2 separate regions of the Homo sapiens genome follow, and region 1 is linked to region 2. The links are chromatin loops, found by intact Hi-C in ENCODE. Cell type or tissue: heart right ventricle. All regions are shown on one strand.

Region 1 (2,500 bases), 140 kb before region 2:
GGCATGAGCCACCACACCCAGCACAATTGTGCCCTTTCTAAAGGGGCCTCAGCCACCAGGACTGCCTTTCTCTCAAAACAAGACAGACAGAGGCTGGACCTAGGGAAGGACTTCCCCGCCTTCCCTTGGAGGCGGCCTCGGGTCAGAGCTCAGATCTTGGCTCAGAAATCACAGGGGGCCTGTCCACTCAGGGCCCACCCCGCCATGTGTGTTCCCAAGCTTCGCCAGGACACAGGGCCTGGCACTGCCACTGACGAGCTGTGGGGTCCCTTCTCCCTCGTGCGACTCACCGAGGATGGAAGACCCGGCGGGACCTTCCGGACCTTCTTGGGCTGCGTGTCTGTTAGAAGCAAAAGGGGTGAGAACCGGCCACCGGCCATGAGAACAACCCCTGCCCTACACCCTGGAGGAGAGACCCTCACAATTCCCGTTTCATATATTAAAAACCTCGGGTCGGCTGGGTGCGGTGCCTCATGCCTGTAATACCAGGACTTTGGGAGGCCAAGGCAGGCAGATCACGAGGTCAAGAGATCAAGACCATCCTGGCCAACACAGTGAAACCCCGTCTCTACTGAAAATACAAAAAGTAGCCGGGCGTGGTGGCGGGTGCCTATAATTCCAGCTACTCGGGAGGCCGAGGCAGGAGAATCACTTGAACCCGGGAGGCAGAGGCTGCAGTGAGCCGAGATCGTGTCACTGCACTCCAGCCTGGGGACAGAGAAAGACTCCGTCTCAAAACACAACAGCAGCAGCAGCAACAACAACAAAAAGCCCCGGGTCTATTTATACGGCTCCAAAGATGTCGAAGAACCACGATGGTTTTCTCCCGCGACGCGCAGTTTGGAAAACGAGGAGTTGGTGGATTCTAAGCCAAGGCTCTGCTGAGAAGCCCCTTGGCCCCACCCTCCTTCCAAGATGGCCCCGACTATCCCACGCAGTCAGGCTTCACCACTAGGGGCTGCTGTTTGCAAACTCGCCTACAGGATAAAATCCGTAACCCGGAAACCAGCACTCAGGCGCCTTCCTGATCACTCACGGACGTGCGCACAGTGGGAAAAGTTCGAGTGGCCCAGGCGCATGTGCCCAGCCAAGGCGGAACAGAGGCCTCCTCCCGCATCATGGGGCTCCTGTCCTTGGTCTATTCAGAGCCACGATCTTTTACGTTTTTGTGCTTTTTGTGGGTGATTTCACGCTTATTTTTTTCAGGCAGGGTCTTGCGCTGTTGCTCAGGCTGGAGTACAATGGTGCGATCGCAGCTCATTGCAGCCTCGAACTCCCAGGGTCAAACCATCCTCCTGCCTCAGCCTCCTGAGTAGCTGGGACCACAGGTGTGTGCCACCATACTTAGCTAATTTTTAAAATTTTTCGCAAAGATGGGATCTCCCTATGTTGCCCAGAATGGTTTGCAACTTTTGGCCTCAAGTGATCCTCCTGTCTCGGCCTCCAGAGAAGCTGGGACCCCAGGTGAGTGCCGCCATGCCTGGCGACTGTGCTGCCTGGAATGGGCCCCGGGTAGTTCAAGGCGCCGTCCAGTGCTCCTGAGCCCGAGGCTGTGACGTGCCTCGCGGGGGATGCCCGCGTGTGCAGCAGGGCTCAGTGCAGAGGAGCCACGATGCAGCCCCATGAGGCATCTGACACAGAAAGCACATGGCAGAGCCCGTGCCCGTCAGCTGCAGGAACCTCGGGACCAGAGGCTCGTAGGAACCTCTCCCTGGACGTGCCACGCCCGCCGGCCCCTGCCTCGACCCCCCGTCACCGTCCATCCCTCCCACGGCCCGAGCGCCCGACGTCCAGCCAGGACCTGGAAGGTGCGGGGTCTGCTCCCTCTGGTGCCCTCAGCTAACGGGAAGCCTCCTACCTCCCTTTGCAGGCTCCCTCCCAGAAGCCCCCGATGCCCCGGCCAGACCCCGCTCACCTAGGCTGCCGTCTGCCGCTCTCCGCCGGGAGCTGCCGGAGTAGGAGGGGTAGTACTGGGAGGTCCCCTTCATGCCCGAAGGGGACAGGGGCCCGGGGCTGTTGAGGGCCAGCTCGCCTGACAGGAAGCCAGCCTGGTGGGGAGCGGATGGTCAGAAAGCGCCCAGCTGGCATCCAGACCCCAGGCTGTTCCATTCAAGAAAAAACTGCAAAGGCCGAAGCCACTCAGACCCGCCCTGCAGTGGGTGATGCCCCTTCTGCCTGTCACGGTGTTTCTCTGTGACACCTGCTGTGTTTTTCTGACTTGAGACTGACCGCATCCCACACTGCTGTTTTCACGAAGAACGAAAGACTGAGAAACAGATACCAGTGTGGCCAACCCAAGGGGCTGCTCCCCCGATTCTGAGACGCAAAGTACAAAGCTGCGTGGCTAAGCGTCTGTGCACCCGGCTGCTTCCTATCTTTTTGGTTTTGTTTTGTAAAGCCCTCGGTTGGATTCTGTACATGTTAGTGTGAAACGGGCTTTCTTCCTGGGGAGCCAGGGCTGCCCTGAGCCGGGTCCCGGAACTGACTCCTGCATTTCATC
Region 2 (2,500 bases):
TTCGCCCTCCACCCCGCCGGGACATTTGGGAAGCCTCAGGCAGCCCCACGCGGGCACACCCGATGGTGGACGGAGGCTGGCACCCTCAGCCCGCACGCGGCCAACGTCAGGCGCGCGCAGAGGCACCCACGGGCCCGCCTTCAGGGGCGAGGCGGATGCTGCATCCTGAAGCCCTCCCTGTTACAAGCCCAGCCCCTCCAAAGGCCTCTGGATGAAGGGGAGGATGAAGGGGGAGAGAAGGAGGAGGAGGGGGAGAGGGAAGGAAGGGAAGTGAGGGAAGGAAGGGGAAGAGGGGAGGGAGGTAAAGAGAGGGAGGGAAGGAAAGGGAGGAAAAGAAAAGAGCAGAGAGGGGAGAGGGAGGGAGGGTGAGTGGAAAAGGAGGGGTGAGGAGGAGGAGAGGGGATGGTCCCCTCTTGGAGGGTGATGGGGGTTGACAGGTGGGCCCCAGCTTGGGTTGCAGCAATGACTGAATTCAGGGCCCCTACTCAGCTACTGGCTTCCTGCTGAGGGCACTCGGGGAGCCCCACTGTCCCACCCGGCGCTCCAGGGCAGTGGCTACTGGTCTTCCGCAGCAGGGTCTTGCAGGCTGGGCTGAGACCCCCCCCCCATGCTCCACCACCCTCGTGTAGGACAACCCAGGAACATGTTAGTCACTGCACACTCACTCAGCCACTGCTATACCTCCGCTCTGTGCTGGGCCACAGAAAGATCTCAGGCCCCACGAGGCTAAAAGGAGGAACAGTGGCCCCTGGGAGTCCCAGAGGAGGGGCCCCGGGCTCCGCTGCGGGGGGAGGGAGGGACTTCCTGGGGAGAGGCCATTGCTCCTGGGCGTTGAGGAATGTGTAGGAGTTCTCTGGCTGGAGTGACCCAACTTTCTACTCTTGGCCCCAGTTTCTCCATTTCTCCCCTCTCCAGGAAGATCCTGAGAGAAAACCTGAGGCTCAAGGCCTTCCTTGAGGGAGGGGGAAACTTCGTGGTTGGAAGGCAAGTGTCGCCCAGAGCCCAGCTCCTCTCAGGGACCCCCAGATGGGAGCTGGGAGCCTCTTGTTAGCCCTGCCGTATTCATTCAGGACTTTTCTGGCTAGACCCTTCCCCACAGCCCAACCATGATCAAGACCATCTTACAGTTGGGGAAACTGAGGCTAAGATGGTCCAACACCAGGCAGGGCCCAAGAGGGCAGCAGGTCAGACCACCCTCTTGGGCCCCGGGGTGGTTGGCTGTCCCCAGCAACTTTTAGAAAGGCAGGAAGTGGGATAGAGCTGGTGTGTGTGGGCCAAATCCCAAGGGGTCTGCAGGAAACGCCTTCATCCGGAACTTGAGGGTCTCCCCCCAGTCCAGCCCCCTTTCCCCCGCATGAGACACAGCCTACAGCCCCCGCCCTTTCCTGGGTTGGGGCGGGGACGGCTGCCCTCTGCTGGACACAGCGGGAACAGCAGGGATAACTGAGCGAAGGGGCGGCCACATCCCCGGGACCTCCCCGCCCAGAGATTTCCTGATCCCACCTGCCCAGAAAAGAAAACGACCCTTGTTGATGCTGGGGGCGGCGGCGCAGGCCCAGGACGGTGCCCTGGGGCGGGAGGCTGGATGCTACAGTAAAGCCACCATGACTGCGTTTGCCGGGCTCCCTGTGCATGGGCTCAGATGTGGGCATGGGGTCTCCGTCTCTTCTAGTTGATCTCTGATCTCCTCCCAGGGCCCCGGGGACCCCCAGGAACCAGCCCCAGATCCTCCTCATCCTTAGATTCCAAAAAGACTGATAACCGTTGGGGAGATGGGATGGGTGGTGTACCTGGAGTCCTCAGATCAGAGCCTCTCGGGGGTGATTGCTCCTGGAATCAGGGCCTCAGTCCCCAGGGTCCTGGAGGAGGTGCAGGGCTGGCTGCATGGAGTGGGCATCCTGTCAGGACCCAAACCCTCACTCAATGGGGCCCCTGGACAGAGCAGGTGAATTGTTGTAAAAAGAAGGGGTGTGGCAGGGGTGACAGGGAGAGTTGTGGGATTAGACAAGGGGTGTTGGGGTAGCCTCGCAGGGAAGGAGATACCTGAGCAGAGACTAGAAGGAGCTGAGGGGGGCGGGAGGGGACTTGGGGAAGAGCAACCAGGCAGAGAGAACCGTCGTGCAAAGGAGCTGAGTGAGTGAGGCCAGCGGGGGAGGCCAGACAGAGAGGCGGCTGGTGGTGGATGGGGAGAGGGAAGCGGCTGGAAGAGCTCAGGAGCCCAGGAAGGACTGGCCTGCACCGGGACATGCCTGAAGGGGGCGCACTGTCTTTACAAAGGAAGGGACTGAGGCCTCCAAGGGAATGGGACTCGCCTGGGGTCCCAGAGCAAGCTTGACAGCCTGGCCCCGCCCCACTCCTCCGCCAGCTTGGTGGCCAAGGTCTGTGTTGGGGGCCACTCTCTATCCCCCCGACTACAGGTCGGGAGCTGCTGGTGATGGAACCAGGGGCTGAGTATGCAGTGCTGGCCACATACTAGGAGAATCCCAGGATGGGGTTCAGC

The links. Hi-C counts contacts between places; a loop is a spot of excess contacts. Peaks named below come from ENCODE experiments on the same cell type or tissue, not always from the same donor. Only the 100,000 strongest peaks of a DNase experiment are listed, where the experiment ranks them.
Region 1: it touches region 2 in a loop (3.0-fold over the local background); 7 of 110 quality-filtered maps call a loop at or near these places.

What each region holds. Positions count from the first base shown.
Region 1 is chr19:1,623,661-1,626,160 of GRCh38, forward strand. TCF3 (transcription factor 3) reads right to left here. Exons shown (of 19, transcript NM_003200.5): 7 at 1,916-2,048; 8 at 291-340. Among named protein-coding and RNA genes, the nearest start is that of UQCR11, 19 kb to the left of the region's middle. In heart right ventricle, a CTCF peak has its summit at 941 (motif pointing right); a DNase peak (open chromatin) is centred at 977.
Region 2 is chr19:1,766,212-1,768,711 of GRCh38, forward strand. All of the region lies in intron 1 of ONECUT3 (one cut homeobox 3), which reads left to right. Among named protein-coding and RNA genes, the nearest start is that of ONECUT3, 14 kb to the left of the region's middle. RefSeq lists enhancers at 1-112, 1,407-2,101. In heart right ventricle, CTCF peaks have their summits at 1,415 (motif pointing left) and 1,636; a DNase peak (open chromatin) is centred at 1,420; H3K27me3 peaks cover 2,500 bases.